Regions from separate parts of the Mus musculus genome. Here regions 1 and 2 are each linked to region 3. A link is a loop called in an ENCODE intact Hi-C map of the cell type or tissue named here. Cell type or tissue: heart. All regions are shown on one strand. Each heading gives the region's core, and the rest is flanking DNA. Links, peaks and the distances in the headings are about the cores only.

What was found. Hi-C counts contacts between places; a loop is a spot of excess contacts. Peaks named below come from ENCODE experiments on the same cell type or tissue, not always from the same donor. Only the 100,000 strongest peaks of a DNase experiment are listed, where the experiment ranks them.
Region 1: it touches region 3 in a loop (7-fold over the local background); 24 of 42 quality-filtered maps call a loop at or near these places.
Region 2: it touches region 3 in a loop (5-fold over the local background); 3 of 42 quality-filtered maps call a loop at or near these places.

The regions. Positions count from the first base shown.
Region 1 is chr5:44,281,547-44,287,672 of GRCm38, forward strand. No RefSeq gene overlaps it. Among named protein-coding and RNA genes, the nearest start is that of Gm40296, 22 kb to the right of the region's middle. In heart, for the core only: no CTCF peak of the experiment used is centred there; no DNase peak of the experiment used is centred there.
Region 2 is chr5:44,045,281-44,051,406 of GRCm38, forward strand. It overlaps Prom1 (prominin 1), which reads right to left. Exons shown (of 28, transcript NM_001163577.1): 6 at 2,218-2,338; 7 at 240-303. Among named protein-coding and RNA genes, the nearest start is that of Prom1, 53 kb to the right of the region's middle. In heart, for the core only: a CTCF peak has its summit at 3,487 (motif pointing right); no DNase peak of the experiment used is centred there; H3K27ac peaks cover 222 bases.
Region 3 is chr5:45,422,049-45,428,174 of GRCm38, forward strand. D5Ertd615e (DNA segment, Chr 5, ERATO Doi 615, expressed) reads right to left here and starts at 2,352. Exons shown (of 6, transcript NR_131933.1): 1 at 2,188-2,352. In heart, for the core only: a CTCF peak has its summit at 2,444 (motif pointing left); no DNase peak of the experiment used is centred there.

The DNA.
Region 1 (6,126 bases), core at 799-5,798, 1.1 Mb before region 3:
CTCTCTATCACCCTGATGTCTGCCTGCATCATGGCAAGGCTGGGTATTTACTTTTTGTTTCTGGGTGTTTCTGCTGCATTAGGGGGTCTCATCTAATTTTTACTCTTTAAAAAACTTTAAGATTCTATATGTGTCCCAGTGTGAGTCTGTGTACGGGAAGGCAGGTGCCCTTGGAAGTTAGCGGTATCAGATCTCCCTGGAGCCGGAGTTATAGACAGGTGTTAGTCTCCTTATAGGAGTGTCTGGGGACATGGAAGAACAGTACATGCTCTTCACCACTGAGCCATCTCTCCATCTTTTTATAAAGACGTCAGTATGATTGGATATTAACCCATTCTACTTGAATATGACCAAATCTGCACTCGATTACATTGCCTTCTCAAATAAGATCATATTCTAAGACATTAACTGAACAAGTCTTTTCATGGGAAACTATTTAACAATGCATCCTTTCCATGACCATTGCTTCTTCTGCAAACTAAGAGTTACAATTCAGTAAAGTGGGTGGGACAGGAAGAAATACAGAGAGAACATAACGGTGTGGAGAGTCAGGTGTGTGCTGAACACAGGAAGACAGATTGTCTTAGTCATTGTTTGATGGTTGGGAAGCAACACTAAGATCAAGGTGCTTATAAACGAAAACATTTAATTGGTGGCTTGCTTCAAGTTTCAGGAGTTTGGTCCATGCTTATCATGGCAGGAAGCATGGAGGCAGGCAGACAGGCAGGGTGTTGGAATAGTAGCTGAGGGAGTTCATTCTACCACAAAATGGAGGCAGAGAGCAAGGCAGGGCCTGCTGTGGGTTTTTGAACTTCCAAGCCCACTCACCAGTGACACACCTCTTCCAAAAAAGCCACACCTCCTAATCTGTCCTAAACAGTCCACCAACTAGGAATTTAGTATTCAAATATATGAGACTAAAGGGGCCATTCTTATTCAAACCACCACCCAAACAGACATACTGACTCAAGTCTAGGATCTAGGTCTCTGTCACTTACTGATGTTGGAGCTGTCAATGAGATATAAAAAGAAGAGCAGACAATTAGCATAGCTGAGGCAATAGTTGGCTAAGATATAGTTCACCAAATTCTGTGTGGTGCACAGAATTAAATAGAAAGATGATAAATTTATCTTTTGCGGATCTAAACTTTATTAGATATTTACTAGCTTTAAAGTGATTTTTTTTATATTGAGTAGTGGTTTGAATAAAAATGGCCCTCATAGGTTTATAAGAAGAGGGACTGTTAGGAGGGGTGGCCTTGTTGAAATAGGTGTGGCCTTGTTGGGGGGAGTGTGTCACTGAGGGTAGGCTTTGAGGTCTTAGAAGCTCAAGGTAGACCCAGTGGCTCACTGTCTCTTCTTTCTGCTTGTAGATTCAGCTGTAGAACTCTCAGTTCCTCCAGCACCATGTCTGCCTGCATGCTGCCATGCTTCCTACCATGATGACAATGGTCTGAACCTGTGAACTGTAAGCCAACTCCAATGAAATGTTTCCTTTATAAGAGTTGCCTTGGGCATGGTGTCTCTTCACAAGAATAAATCCAAATGAAGACATATTGTGTCTTATTAGGTTCTTTCTTTCAATATCCTTATGAATTTTACTTTAATTTTGTAAATAGAGAATTATTTATTTCACTTACCTGTGCTCATAACTACCAAACCTTAAAAAACTGATAAAAATGGATAAACTAGCAGAGATTAGAATTTTATCACACAACCGAGAATTGACTGAGATGCTCCGCAGCTTCAGAGCTGTCATCTGTAAAGTTATTTTTAGAATTTTCTCCATGGCTGAAGAATAGCTACTACAGCTGCTCCTGCTACCATGTCTGAATTAGGAAGGAAGAAGGCATGGCTGAAAACTTATTTTGTCTTTTTCATGAAATTGTCATTGGGGAAAGAAAAACATTGACCAGGGCGCCCTTCCAAGTCTAGAAGACTCTCGCTCACATGCCTGAGCATTGTCATGATGGTACCAAACTGCAAGGAAAATTAGAAACATGTTTGCTGATCATCAGTTGTAATGGGTGTGAAAGGAGATAGATGAAAATACACCCAGGGCTAGAACGGGCTGCAGGAGGGCCAGCCTGCCAGCTCACTCCTTGCTGGGGTATCACAGAACCTGCAGCTGTCTGATACTGCACTGGGTAGAGTGCACAGTGGTTGGGAGTCCTTGGAAGAGCATGGCACATTTCTGGAGGTGCACATCAGAGATCACACAGATTCCCAGGGTCTTGGCCTCTGTCCTTCTGGAGGTGAGAGGTCAGCTGGAGCCTTTTGTACCATCAGGAAAGGTCTGTTCTTCAGTTCCCTACATCTTTGAGGAATCGATGAAGGAACCTATCTTTCGAAGGGAATGGCCCAGAAGATGCAGAAAAGGGATCTGTAGCCCACGAGGAAGCAGAAGGGATAGGAGGAGGCAAGAGTGGAGGGGCTCCATTAAGCCTCTGTTGAAGTCAGAGACACCCTTCTCAGAAAGTGGGGTGATGAGAAGCCCACTGACAGAGCCCAAAGGAACTATGGGTATTTGCTAATGATCCTTGGTGGAGAGTGTCAAGATGGAATCCTTAGAAAAATCAGCTCTGTATCCCTGTCTTGCCACAAGGTGAATGGAAAGCATCCCTCATGCACCACCTTCCCCAGAAAAATCTCTATATTCCCACTTCAGCAGCCCCAGGAGACTCGGGGGGGGCACAGAGATCAAAACTGGTGATTCCTAGCAGACTACATCTCTCCTGCCAAATGTGAAAGGTCAGAGGTAGATGGCCTAGGAGGAACCCATGTTCTGAACTCCCATTCCAATCCTTAATGTAACCAGTTGGGTAGTATTTGTATTTTACATTTCAGGTTTTGAATGGATCAGGACTTTTGATCAAAAGTTGGAAAGTTATGAGACCTTCCCAAGATGACATTCAAGGACATCCTAAAGAGTCCAAGCGAAGGCAGTGGCTGCTGAAAAGCAAATGCTCCAGGTTTACATACACCATCAGCATCTGCTTAACTGTAGGTGGCACTGAGATGTTGCAAAACCAAGTGCCGCGTCTAGGTGGCGCCAGAACCCTTCCTAGAACTGGATTTTCTGCGTTATGAGGGATGTTGATGCAATTGCAGTCAAACTTGGTTACCTCTTAGTTCAGGAGCTGAGGCTCTAAGAATATGGATTTTTGGGGCAACAGGATCTTAGAGATGCCAATTCAGGAGGTCTGCAGTGGGTCCTGGTGTCAGGGATGCAGGTATATGCCATTTTGGAAAATCACAAAGTGAGAACGATTTATATTTACTTAAACTCTGAGGCCATGCCCAACCCACACAGCCAGACATCAATCTGCCAGGTGAAGCTGCAGAAGATCCTCCTCCTAGAGAAACTGCATCTGTTACTGATTTCTGCTCATGACACCACCACTGCTCTTAAAAGCCTGATGGGTCAGTTTTAAGGTTCTAATAATTGGAGATCTTTTGGTAGAACACAATACTGGTGTTTCTGATGACGACAACAACAACAAACTGCAGAGACTAGAGATAGCCAAATGTATTTCTTATTTAATTCTTGTTGAGTCAATCTTTAAGTTATTAATTTGGCCCATTATTACCTTCACCTAGAGGAGATGAGTTAAGAAATAATATTTTTTATGTTTCTGCATGGTTAAGGCTTTGGAGCAAAGATCAGCTCACACTATCAGACAAGTGTGGAATCTAAAGGGAGGTTTGAAGCCAGGAGACCTCACAGGGTCACTGCAACTATGTTACAGAGGTAGGGACAGAGCTCTAGGTTATCGACTCCAGTTTGTCTTAAGAAAGGAGATATTCATTTGTACTCCAAGGGAAAAGAATCTAGGACTCTTCCTGTTTCATCCCAAAGCAAACTCAGGTACCTATAGCAGGTTAGATTTCCCTCCCTGACTTAAAGAGGAAGAAGCAGCATGGAGTTAAGACCTCAGATTCATATTTTGAGAGATCCTCTCCAGTGGCACCAGAAACTCCCTGCATATGCAGGTGTGGCTCTTTTATACCACTCACAGAGAGGGAGCCTTGGGATATGGGGATGAGGTGCCTTCATTGCAACAAGCAGGTAATAATCATTGCTTCGAACTCAAAACCTGATGCGACTCTTGAGGTTACATGAAGTACAGACACTGAAAACATCTCAGCTGAGAGTTTAAAGAGTTAGGGTAGTAGAGGTTGCATGTTTGATTCATTGCTGTAGGCAAAAAGTACCCAGGCTGTCTAGACTCAGTGTCATCTGACAAGGAAGTGACCCAAAGCCAGGGACTGCAGTACCCAGTTGCTGGAAGAGTTCCAGAGTTCTGGAAGACTTAAGGGTCAAGAGTTCCAACATCCAAGGATCAGAAGTTGTAACATTACTCACTGTTAAAAAAGGGTAAGGGTTCCAATACACAGGGCTTGGAGGCTGTGATATTAGCTGGCACTGATTGAAGCAGGCACTAGCTCCTTGTAGGAGCAGAGGGATGGGCAGTGGCCATGCAGACCTGTAATTCCTGCACTTTGGGGGCAGGGGCAGGGGCAGGGGCAGACAGGCAGACAGGCAGAGAGGCAGAGAGAGAGGCAGAGAGAGAGGCAGACAGGCAGAGAGGCAGAGAGGCAGAGAGGCAGAGGAGGGGCAGAGAGGCAGAGAGAGAGGCAGAGAGAGAGGCAGAGAGGCAGAGAGGCAGAAGAGAGGCAGAGAGGCAGAGGAGGGGCAGAGAGGCAGAGAGGCAGAGAGGCAGAGAGGCAGAGAGGCAGAGAGGCAGAGAGGCAGAGAGGCAGAGAGGCAGAGAGGCAGAGAGGCAGAGAAGTAGAGAGGCAGAGGCAGAGGCAGAGGCAGAGAGGCAGAGAGGCAGAGAGGCAGAGAGGCAGAGAGGCAGAGAGGCAGAGAGGCAGAGAGGCAGAGAGGCAGAGAGGCAGAGAGGCAGAGAGGCAGAGAGGCAGAGGCAGAGGCGGAGGCTGGGACCGACAGACAGATCTCTGAGTTAAGACCAGCCTGGTCTACAGAGCAAGTGTCAGGACAGCTAGGGATACACATAGAAACCCCACCTTGGGCGGGGGTGAGGCTTGGCTTTGGGAGAGCTGAGGATTACAATAATTCCAGGTCCTGGGCCTCTGGCAACCTAGGCCCAGACATTAAACTGTCACATCGCGCACCTAGAGGCTCATGTCCATGGCTTCTAAAGCCTCTCATTCTCAGGGATTGGAGCTATAAGCCTCTGTCTGTCATTCTAGCCCCTAAGCCTTTGGTGTCTGAGGCTCCAGGATTGCTAAGACTGGAAGAGATACCACCTTCTCTCAAGGGTGCCAGTCTACTACTTGGTAGCATATGCTTTATTTGTTGAGTGTTCTGTACTCGTGATAGCACAAGAGCTGCCTGGACTCACAGCTGAGCTGCCTCATTTGCACAGATACGTGTCCAATTTAGGGGTGAGGCAACGGAGCAGGGAAACAGATCTTACTTTTCATTCTAATAGAAAAAGAAACAGAGGCCATGCTAACAATCTCATCACTGCATGCCTTTGTCTTTTGTAACACTTTGTGTCTATCTAATATGGAGATGATATAGGTGTGCTGGGTGTTTGTTTTACAAGGAGGCCTCTGGTATGCAGGTATTGGTGTGTGTGTGTGTGTGTGTGTGTGTGTGTGTATGTTTGTGTGTGAGTGTGTGTTTACAGGTACTTTATTGTGGGCACAGCATTCATAAAACCAGGTGCTAGGGAGCTTTGAAGTTGTATTGGTTACCACTGTTCACTGAAGCATTATTTTAATAAGAAACCCGGACTTTTAGCGACTCAAAGATGATAAGGTTTCTTCACTTCTCCATCATGAAATTCCTAAATAGATTCCACTGATCAGGGTCCAGGCATTCTCCTTCCCCTGGAGGGAAAGCAGTCACTGGAACGAGAACAGTTCCTGGAAAGCAGCATTTTCTTCTCCTCCTATTCTGGTGCAGTTACGTATCTTCACTATAAAAGCCTGAATCTTAAAACCCTCGGTTAGCGACCACACTCTAGTGGTATGGCCATCTGGCCGGGGCAGGTCAGGCTTGAAGCCTCAAGGTCCTTTGGCATGACTGGTTCCAGGTTTCATCTCTGGATACCCCAGAAGCTGACATAATCATTGGAAACCTTATCATTTTTG
Region 2 (6,126 bases), core at 781-5,780, 1.4 Mb before region 3:
GGTTCTCTACAAGAGCAACAAGATCTATGCACCACAAAGCCATCTCTCTCGTCCCTAAAAGTTGGATTTGAACCATCCAATGTCCAGTGGTAAACACACAGTAGTTCTACAGCTCGTCCCGTCTTCCTCCTACCTTTAGTTGCTTCCTCTTTTGGTCTGTGCTTTATAGGAGGGAGGCAGCTAAGGCATCTTCTGAGCCTTAACAACAAAAGTGCAAACCATCTTTTATTGCTACTCACCATCCAGGTCTGAGAATGCCTTGTTCTTGGTGTTGGTGTACTGCTCCACTACATAGTCAATTTGCTGGAAAAGAAAGTTACATGGCATCTGCCCTTTGAGGTGCAAAGTCATTATACAAAGATAGCATTTAAGACTTAAGATTAAAATATATATATATTAACTCTGAGCACTTTGAAAAAGAAATAGCTAAGAGGTGGTGAACGCTCATCTGGTACTCCCACGTTTTACCGCCTATTACAAACTTATCTCTTGTGCTTACTTATTATAAACTTACTAGCTGTGGCCATGTCTTATGTCTCACGGTTCTGTGGACCAGCTAGACGGCTCATGGTGAGGACTGAATGCATGATCAGAGGTGGGTCTGTCTCTCTCCATACGTTCTTGCATCTTCTTAGTGACCAGCCTGGGTATCTTCCCAAGATATCCTTAGGATCACCATCAAGGAGAGGCTGATAGGTACTCGATGCAAGGCTCCTAGATGTTTCCGACTAGCCCAAGGTCATGTCCACTGTGCTCTTCTGGTCATAAACAGGTCACAGAGACAGCCCAGACTCAAGAAACAATGAACAAGAAGACCTTCTAAAGTTTTGATGCGTGAGTCCACGATATTGACTATTCCTGAGTGGTCTTAAGGAGTACTTATCTTCTTATCTATGGTGGCCTGCTTCTCTGCGAGGCTGGGTTAACATTCTTCTAGGGTTGCCAACCTTCCCAGGGAACACAACTCAGAGTTTAAATTTTCATTTCCCTGATTACCAGACGTGAAACGTCTTGTTCTGTTTGGAGACAGCTATATTCTGTCTGTCAGTTGCCTGTTCAATTATCTGTAAAACTTCTGTTTGTTAGAGGTCTTCGCATATGTCCAACCAGGTTAAGTTTCCCCAAAGCCCGAGGAATTTACTCTCTTTATAAAAGGATGAGAGACAGCCTAGTATTCAGGGGCACTGTTGTTACTTTTGGCATTGGGGGGGGGCGGGGGGGTTCTGTGGAATCTTTAAGATGTCACATGACAAGCATGAGCTTTTGTTTACATGGTGGGAGAAAGGTAGTTCTACCAGTGCGACCTGCAAAGCCAGGCAGGGTTAAGCTCTCTATTCTCCCCCTCCCAAATGCCTCTGCCTTTTACTTCCAGCTTCTTGACACACTTGATGCACAGCATTTTAAGGACAGAGTCAACTCAGAAGGCCACACCTTGTTCAAGGATCCATGGTTTTGGGGAGACTCCCCACCAATGCCAATACCCATGAGCTTCACACGCTTAGGCCGGTTCCTGCTCAGGTACTTTCCAAGTCATATTCTGTATCGGCGATACATCAACACACTCCTCGGATGAGGACAAAACAGGCTTGCCCATCACTGCCTTCAGCCATTCTGTTTGCTGTCTTCCAAAGTGACATGGTGTGTGCGTGTGTGTGTGTGTGTGTGTGTGTGTGTGTGTGTGTGTGTGTGTTAGAGAGATGTGTGTGTATGTATGTGTGTGTGTGAGAGAGAGAGAAGAAAGTCCTTCCTAAATAGACTGACACACCTACACAGATAATAATAATCAGGTGTGCATAAAGCTAGTGAATTCTATCTTAATAGTAGCTATGTAAATGATAAGGGGTTAACTATACGCACCAAACAAAGGCAAGAGCATCCATCCAACAATGTCAACAACAACAAACAAACAAAAAACAAAGCAACCCACAGTGAGACACTTAAAATTGTTAGGTACTTGTATATGTGCAGTGATTTTTGTTATGCCTAAATAAAATAGAGCAAAATAAGACACCTATATCTTAAAGCTATGGAAACCACATTTCCATGCTTTTTGAACTCTCTGGTTATGTTTCTTCATCTGCATCATTAAAGGGCAATGGCTTTCCACGTGGGTTCACTGACTTGTTAAAAGGCTTGGCTGTGCTGCTAAACGCACACACAGGTACTCAGAGCAGCTCACACAAAGCGCCATGGAATGCGCAGGCTGTAGGTTTTTACCTTTGGTGTTTCAGTCAGGAGTGTTTGAAAGTCTCTGAAATTGCTCTTTGCCAGTTTCTGGGTCCCTTTGATCCGAGTCCTGGTCTGCTGGTTAGCCACAAAGCCATATATAATGCCAAGGCTGTAGGGAAAGAGAAAAGTGTTGGCTAGGATCCAATATCCTCAGCAGCACAGGAGCCGACGAACGGCCACCTCCACCACCTTCCACTACAACCTACCTACTAAGACCACCATTGCACACCACCAAAACACAAAACAGGACTAAGGCTCTGAAGACACATCTCTGTTTAGGATGGAGTACTGTGTTATGGCTCTCATAAATGAACAGTGTTCACAACAAATGCTGGAAGGACAGTGACAAAGGCATAGGCTGTGTTAGGTGTTTGAGTGTGTGTTTGTGTGTGTGTGTGTCTGTGTGTATGTGCTCACACATACATGCATGCACCTTGTGGGTATATCCTCTTACACCCACACAAACATTATCACGCACCTTAGCTACCGTCATAGAAGAGGGAAATAACAAAATGGGAAGAGGGACTTGGGATGTCTGGTGTTTCTTCATTTAATTGTTAGTTTCTGTGTTGTCCAGATTGAAAAGAAATAAGGTATTTCAGCATTAAAGCACTGTGGGAAGACTTAATGTCATTTCCCTTTTGCTGGGGTAAAATACACCCACAGCGATTTCCTCCCACATGACACCAGGCTATGTCAAGATGACAACTTGAAGTGAACACACCACACATATGAAGTACAAAATCCACCCAAACGGTGGTGCTAGAAATGTCCTGGTTCTCTTGCTGAGGGTTGTATTTTCCTCAGGGAAATTCTTGAATATGTACTTATGAAGAAAATACTTTTCTCTACATAAAATACACATCATAAGGGATTCCAAACGCCTTCACATAGTCACCTTGCAGGAAAGACTAGCCTATGTGGAAATTAAAACCTTCTTCCTCACTTATCTCAAAAGACTGAATTTAAGGGTACTAAAAGCGCTTGTGCTCATTAGCCACTATCAATCTCTTGGTTTGAGTTATACAAATTGGTTCATTTGTTGAGGGCCTCTGAACCTTAGAATTTTATCGGCTGCAGGAGTAAAGGCTCAGCCAGGCATGGTAGCACACACCCATTATCCCGACACTTGGAAGAGCAAAGTGAGAAGACCTCAGAGCTCCGGACTAACCTGAGCTGCACAAAGAGACCTTGTCTCAAAATTAAAACAAACCCCTCAAGGCAGGGGAGCTAAAACCCAAACTACTTTTCAATCTGACCACTAGAGGGCAGCAAGGAATTAATAAATAGCACAACCCGTTTTACCCACAGACAGAAAAGACCAAAACTGTTATTTTTGTATCCAGTGTACAATGTGCATATGCTTTAAGAACAGGTTAGCAAGTACCAAATAAATCCTGGGGAAACAACATGGAACAGCCTATCAAGTTACCAAGCAATCTCCGTACCAGTGGGATAACAGGCATCCTGCCTTTTTGCATTGAAAAAATCCCATGTCACCAAAAACAAAACAACAACAAAAAAACCCAAACAAACAAACAAATGAACAACAACAACAACAAAATCCAAGTCCCAGGACATATATTCACTCTGTTTAAGAGTACTGCTCCATGGGGCTGGAGAGATGGCTCAACAGGAAGAAAGTTTTCACAACTGTTCTTCCAGAGAACCCAAGTTTAGTTCATAGCACCTGAGGGGCTGCTTACAACCAACTGTATTGCCAGCTTTGGGGCAGCCAATGCCTCTGGCTTTCAAGGGCATCCACATTCCAGTGCTCATATCCCCCCCTCCCCCCCAGACACATACACACATGGACACATAATCACAGATACACACATATAAACAAATAATCACACATAGCCACAGACACAGACACATAGTAAAAAAAAAAAAAATTCTAAACAAATAAAAAGTACTGTTGCATCTGGAGGAGTGCTTAGTTCGTATGTGGTTTCTCGTTCTTAAAACTTGTCTTCCTGTGACAATAATACACAGTTCCTCTCGGGCTGCCAGTGACACTAACATGCCTATGTGGCACATGACATTGAACAGTACTTAACTCAGCCTAGTGAGCTATGGTGGAATTAGGAGAGCCAGAACATGTGACTTGGACCTGGTTCCTCATCCCCACTCCGCCTCCCACCACCTCCCCACTCCCCATCCCCCCACTTCACCCCCCAGCCCCCAGCCCCACTAACTCCGTGAAGACCTTTCTTTCTATCTGAGCTTCAGCCAGCTTGGAGCCAGGGCAGCTTGGAGCTGATATTATAAACCAGCTGGAATCCACCCTAGGATGTATAAACACTGCTCATATTGCAAAGGAGAAGGGCTTGGGGGATGTCCACAAATTCCCTGGGAACTTGTTTATTCTAAAGCTTGAGTCCCATCTTAGTGCAACCTCAGAAAATGAAGACAAAACGTCCTGTACCCTTTGAACTGCCATATGACCCACTACTCTCTGTCCTACACTTATGAAGCAGACAGTGTACCTCAGTTATATTCATTACTGGTGAGCAAGACACCCTAATCCTAAGCTAGGTTAGTGACTCGATGATTTTAGAGTTATGTGCAAGGCACACATGCACACACACACACACACACACACAAACAAGAACTGAAACCTGGTAATATACCAGGGTCTTTATTTAACTAAGCCAGGTTCAAATATTTGGGTTGTGACAAGTTAGAATCACCCCTAAGTAGAGCTGGTATCCACCCTGGGGAATCAGACTTTCTCTCCCTGCATGCTACAAATGATCTCAGTCATTCCTTCTACCAAGCAACAGACCCATTTGGTCATGGAATAAGTCAAAGTGGACCAGGAAGTTCACCACTTCCTATTGACCTTTTCCTGTCCATCCCCATGAAAGGAGCTCCGCCACAGGAATCTGTGATGTCGTGTGTCGCAATGCCTGCCGAGGTTTACTCTTAGTTATACCTAAGTTCAATGCCCCTAAAAGGAGGTCGTAACCTCCTCCCCGTCAACTTTGCCTTATGTGGCCTGTCCTCATTCCTGAACGCTTGAAGGTTTGTTCTAAACTTGATCTGCTGACACTTGCTGTGTGCTCAGCGTAGATGTCAGAAACTGCCCTTGTCCTTTATTCTATATGACTTTACTCACAAGAAAGTCACTCAGATCAACGAACTGCCGTACAACCTTTCAGAAAATATCCTTTCCAAACCTTTCAACTGTCAAGAACGCAGTTCTAGAAAGCCCGGCTAGAGACGATCAAAATCATGCTATCAATAACTTTAACAACAACAACAACAACAACAACAACAAAGTCTGTGCTAAACAGAGTTCTGCAAATGATCTCAACAACTTTCCAAGCAAATTTCCAGTGTAAATGTTTATGTTTGGGTTAAAAAAATGACAACTCCAAGGGCTGGGAAGACTGCTTGGCAGTTAGCAAGGATGCCTTTCCAGAGGACCCAGGTTCAAATCCCAACACCCACATGGTCACTCTGTGATTCCAGTTCCTGAGGATATGGCCTTTGCAGGCATCAGGCATGCACAAAATGCAGACACATGAATATAAAACACCCAACGGTGAGAACAACAACAACAACAATGTTTAAAATAACAAGTTCAAAAGCCCTCATGGTCAGAAAGAAAGAGAGGAAACAGGGTGGCCTGAGACCTGGAAGATGGCAGGTGGCTGGCAGAACATTTTCTCTGTAGTTCTCCAAAGTAACGCCGCAAAGGAACTTCCCAGCAAACACCTGTAAACTGAGTTCTTACATAAACCTCCCAATGAGCAAATACTAGCAACTGATAAAGACTTTACTGTGTTGACCAATGCTAGTTTCTAGTTATGAGCTCTAACTTAAACCTTTCATTTAAACTAAATAGAGAATGAATGCCTCTATTTGCCATCGAGCTAGACACTCGCTGTT
Region 3 (6,126 bases), core at 524-5,523:
TTAGCAAACCTAGATAGGTTGCACAGAGACCAAGTCCTCCATCCCACACTTCATAAACTGTCACTGTCCAGACTCTCCTGCCCCTCCCCCTCTATTCCCCTCCCCCTTCATCCTTCCTTGAAAATATCTAGCCAGCTCTGCATGAAGTTCCGTTTTTCACCCATTATGCTAGCCTGTTGCTGACTGAATCCATCCTTAACACTTCAGTGTCTGGTTTTGTTGATCTTTGATACCCCATCAAGAGCTATTCTCCACACCAAACCACCATCAGGGAACAATTATCCAGCTTGACCCTGAAGGATCAACTTGATACAATGCTGAAGTCCTGGCAAGACTTGAGATTAGCAGATCCGAAGCAGGCACCAGCATACGTGTTGCAAATTCCAGAACTCCCTTGGAGCCACGCAGAGTTGACTGGAATTCTAGCTGGCTCTTTCAAGGCCAATGTATAGTGTTTGTGGATCCAAGGGTCACGGTAAGGACTCCTGGGTTAAAGTGAGAGGAAGACCCAGGCTCCCCCGATGTTTGGCTCAGGTTTGCTCTCCAGCTTGCCTGTGTCTGTGTCACTTATCACCATGGGTGCTCCTCTCTGTCACTCAAGATACAGATAGAGAAATCAGCCTTCCCTTAACCGGGGAGAGGAGGGGAGCAGGAAGAAAAATTTTAGCCAGCAGGAGTCCGTCATTTCTTTGAAGCACATATGATGTGCCTGTGCGTGAACACACACACACAAATTTCCAAATAACAGAAAAGTTGCATGGCAAAAATGAAACCCTCCGGATAAATCATGAGCATGCCAAGTGTGCACAGCCTTGATCCACCTCAGCAAAGCTGAGTGCAGCCATTACTCTAAGTCTTCTCAAACCTTCGTGTGGACAGATCAGCTCTTTGCACCCTTAACTTCCAGGTTTAACTCCAGGTCACCAGTTCCCCGAAAGGGGATCTCATGACATGGCCTACACTTACTAGTAAGTGATTTCACTTTCAGATACTGAAGTCTTCCTCTGCCTAAACCTTATCCACAAAGGTCCCAAAAGAGTGCAGAGTCCCAAAAAGGCCTTTAAGGAGGCAGCTGTGACATAAGGCAGTATTTGCTAACCTTTACTTGGAGGTGTCCCTGTATATTCATCCATGTCTACTGTAAGATAAAATAAGGCCCCCAATATGTAAGGGGCCTGATTCCTGGAATCTAAGTGTATGATATTACTTCACAAAGCGTCCTTACACATATGATAAAATAGGAGATAGAGGGGAAGATGGGGAGGGGGAGGGGAAGAGAGGAGAAGGTAGAGGAGAGATTTCTGCTAGATTTCCCAGTACCAAGTGTAAGAGTCGGAGTTTACCTGTAGGCCCCACTTATGCAAGGTCAAGATAACTTTCTGGAATACTGGAAGCTGTAGTTCTTGGGAATTAACAAGCCATGCATTTTGACTCCCCTGAACAAGTTTACTTAATTTTTTTTATACCAGATGTATTTGATTGGATGTAGGCAGAAGTCACATAGGCAGGAAAATATGTCAGGATATATGTTAGCCCCTGGTTTGGAACTAATGGGAAATGCAATGAATTGTGGGTTTTGCCTTTTTAAGTCCTTGAAAAATGTAACTTGTGGCCATTCCCTGGGAACCCAGGAGTAGACCTGGCCAGAGTCCTCTACCTGGCCAGCATTTAATTAAAGCTTGCTTTAAATTTGGTTCAAAATTGTGGAACTGAATTTTTTTTTCTCGAGAATCTCAGGGTGGACACAAGCTTGACACATAGTAAGTACTCAATAAATGTTAAGTGGGCCTAAGCTAGGGTCACTTACCATTTTCTAAGTATGGAGAGTGACAGAACCTATACCAGGGGTGCTGATACAAATAGTAGGGGACCAGGTCTTTCCCTGGGGCTAAGATATGTGCTAACATGGAGGCTACTCCCGTTGTCTGTGCTGTGTTGTGTTTCTCTTTCAGGGACTTTAAGGGCCTGCTCGAGCGATGGCTTAGAGCAGTGGCTGTGACCCTTGAATACAAATCCTCCTGTTGTGGTGACCCCAGCCATAAAATTATTTTCGTTGCTACTTCACAATTGTAATTTTTCTGTTGTTATGAATCATAGTGTAAATATCTGTTGTGCAGGATACCTAATGTGCAACCCCGAATGGGCTGCCACCCACAGGCTGTGAACAGCTCATTTAGAAGCACCTACCTTGAGAGGTTTAGGAAGTGTCTGCTCTGTAGTCAACCAATTTTCATTTCGGTGAAAGAAGTAAACATGAAGGATGAGGGAGGGGGAGGTACATGAACAAGAAGGCGGCAGCATGCACAGCAGTGGTCTCCAGCACTGGCAGGTGGCTTGTCATCCTATGTCTGCACAGAGTCTGAGTCTAAGGAGCCTTGTTCCTTACGGAGTTGCCCAGCACCTATGTGCATCTGTTGCCGACGCCTGCCCCCTTGTGGAATTGTTTCAAACTGCATACTGCCTTCAAAATGCTCTTTTCTTTTCTTTTCTTTTTTTCTTCTCCTTTTTATTGGATATTTTCTTTATTTACATTTCAAATGTTATCCCCTTTCCCAGTTCTCTGCCCTAGAAAAACCCCTGCCCCCACCTCCCCCTGCTTCTATGAGGGTGTTCCCCACCCACCCACCCACTCCTGCCTGCCTCCCTGCCCTGGCATTCCCCTACACAGGGCCATTGAGACTTCACAGGACCAAGGGCCTCTTCTCTTATTGATACCTGACAAGGCCATCCTCTGCTACATATGCAGCTAGAGCCATGGGTCCCTCCATGTGTACTCTTTGGTTGGTGGTTTAGTCTCTGGGAGCTCTGGGGAGATCTAGTTGATTGATACTGTTGTTCTTCCTATGGGGTTGCAAACCTCTTCAGCTCTTTCGGTCCCTTCTCTAACTCCTCCATTGGAGACCCGGTGCTCAGTCCAATGGTTGGCTCTGAGCATTCACCTCTGTATTTGTCAGGCTCTGGCAGAGCCTCTCAGGAGACAGCTATATCAAGCTCCTGTCAGCAAGCACTTCTTGGCATCCACAATAGTGTCTGGGTTTGGTAACTGTATGTGGGATGGATTCCCAGGTGGGGCAGTCTCTGGATGGCTTTTCCTTCACACATTGTCTCCATATTTCCTCCTGTGAGTATTTTGTTCCCCCTTCTAAGGAGGAGCGAAGCATCAACACTTTGGTCTTCCTTCTTCTTGAGCTGCATGTGGTCTGTGAATTGTATTTTGGGTATTTCAAGCTTTTGGGCTAATATCCACTTATCAGTGGGTGCATACCATGTGTGTCCTTTTGTGACTGGGTTACCTCACTCAGGATATTTTCTAGTTCTATCCATTTGCCTAAGAGTTTCATGAAGTCATTGTTTTTAATAGCTGAGTAGTACTCTACTGTGTAAATGTGCCACATTTTCTGCCGCAGACCCTCTGGGTGCAGATGGGCAAGGAGTTGGCGAATGACAGACAGATCAACACAGGAGATTGTGTAGAATCTGAATGTAATTTGTCAAGTCAAGCATCAAACTTTTTATACAGAAGAATAGCAAGAAACCAGACGAGATACAATCCACCAAGTTACAGTGACATAATACAAAATGAATGTATACATCAAAAGAAGGCAGGGACCAGGTCACTGCCACTGAGAAGGGAGCCAGGTGTAAAGCTAGTCTATTGTTAAGCCCACCTCCAGGGGTTCTACTTTAGCAGACCTCCTCATGAATACTGCAATACCACAACCCCCCTATCCTGGGCCCTGATAATTTCTTGTGTGAGTGTAACTTTTAAGTATCTGTGGAGAATCTCCATTTGTCAGAATTCACCAACTTGCTTCTAATATGCAATGTAGCCAGTACTAAAGATTTCTATCTCAGTGGGATTCCCTGGCTCTTTCATGGCATTCCCTTGTTTGGGTGAGATTTGCTACTGTCCTTAGTAAATACTCTGCAGACCAGCTCTGAGCTGCTGGTTCTGTCTTTTGTAATGCTTAATTAGTTACTGAATAGGTAACTTCCTTACTGCATTCATACCGGATTCCAAGCTCAGCTTCAAGCATTTTCTAGGACATTGGAACACTGGCAAAGGCTTAACTATGTCAGAATTCAATCTTTAAAAGCACTTATAATAAAATAATACTAAAAGAGAGCACGTGGATCTATACACCAGACTAACACGGGGATAGGGTATGAGTATACGGGTTAATGAGAACGCCAAAGCTCCAGGAGGTGAGTTTCTGTGAAACTCTTTGCCTCATGAGTGCTTCCAGGCCTCTCGGCCTGCCAAGCAAACTTCACTGGAGTGTGCGTAGCAATTTTCTGAATCCATTCCTCCATTGAAGGACTTGGTTTCAGTGGTCCAGTGTGCCCTGTAAACTACAAGATAAAACTACTAGCTAAGTGCATTTTATGATGTGGTCTTTGCCACCTGAGTCTTCCTCCTCTTTCTGCATTCCCTCAAGCCTGTATTCTCCCAGAAGACTTGTCCATGGTTCCTTGGTAATTCAACAGAAGATTCTTGGGAATCAGTCTAGAGCTCAAAATTGATGTACTTCCTTCCCAAAGCCATGTGACTCTGCAGCCTAACCTCTCTTACCTTCTTCCTCATGTGTGAAATAGGTTCTGCTATCTAGGGTTATTGTAGATTCAAGGAGATTAAACAGAAAGCTCATTAGGGAGACCATGAGCCTCCAGTGCCTAGCCTGTGGGTCATTTACAGACCCATGATCTCTCTCTTTCTAGACTAAACAGCTATGAACCACCACATGACTGATGAAGCACTCTCTGCTGACAAGATCTTGCAGTCTGATGAGACAGGAATTCAATATTAGCAAACTTAACAAAGACAGTTGTAGAGTTTTAAGATAGTTTACATTGCCACCACCCTCCAAAGAGGAACAGGAAAGATAAAGGTTGCAGGCGAACTGAATTGAGATAGAAGGTCTGAGGGCAGGAAACCCAGGAAAAGAAACAGGGAGGCAGGGGAGGCAGGGGGCCAACACATCCCACTATCAAGTTGGGTCAGTGCTGGGCAGTAGAGCCTGGCCCTTAACCTAGGTTGTGATGAGTCCCCCAGCACCTGGATCAGCAGACAGCAGTAGAGCTGCCTGTCAGCTGTTTAAACTTATGTGTGGATTTAAAGCACTTTGATGTCCCACAGTCCAAAGGATTCCTCAAAGGACAAACCCCAGAAAGGCTAATGAGAGAAGGTGAAACTGTCCTAGTAGGGCAGGTTTTACCAGTCATTCATATATATAGTCGTACCTCATTGCACCTGTTTTCTCATCTGTAAAATGGGAGCTAACAATGCCTATTCAATAGGGTCATCGTGAGGATGGAGTAAATGGTGAGGAGTTAGAACAGTGACTCCTCAGTACACCATGACCCACAGTAGTCACCAGGCATTGTCACTCCTGAGACTCACAAGTAAAAGAAAGTGTCAATCAATAAGTCAGTATTCATTAACATCAGGGTGCAGATAAATAAGGTCTGCTATTGTTCATCAGCCAGCAAGAAAAATGAACAATACATAACTGAGGACAAATAATTAAATGAGGAGAAACTGAATAAATCATATTTCTCCAACAGAAGACAGTACTGGGGATCAACTTGTGTCTAAACTTAGGGAACCTCCACAGGAGTGGGAGAGATGGCTCATCAGGTAAGAGCACTTGGGACTTTTCCAGAGAACTCAAGTTCGATTCCCAGAATCCACATCAAGTTGCTCACACCCTTCTGTAACACTGGCTCCTGGGGGATCTGGAGCCTTCTTCTGGCCCCTGAAGGCACTGAACTCACTTAATATATACTCTGATAGACAGACAGATAAACACACACACACTAAAAAAAATTAATAATTCTAGAACTGACTCTGCCAGTATTGGGTAACCTAGCTGGGGCCGTGCTGGAGAACATGCCCTGGTGTTGTGGATAAGGGAGAGCCCAAAAGCTGACTACCTTGGGTACAACCCAGCCCCAGATGCAGGGCTCTGAGTTGAACTACCCCAAAGCTGTATCATCTATGAAGAGTTGGGATGCGTGAAAGGGCTAGTCTTGCTGATCCAAAGGTTTCTGCATCTCTACTACACGGGGCAACAACCGGATAGCCAGGAGTCCCAGTGCGGATCCAATATTGATGATGTCACAGAA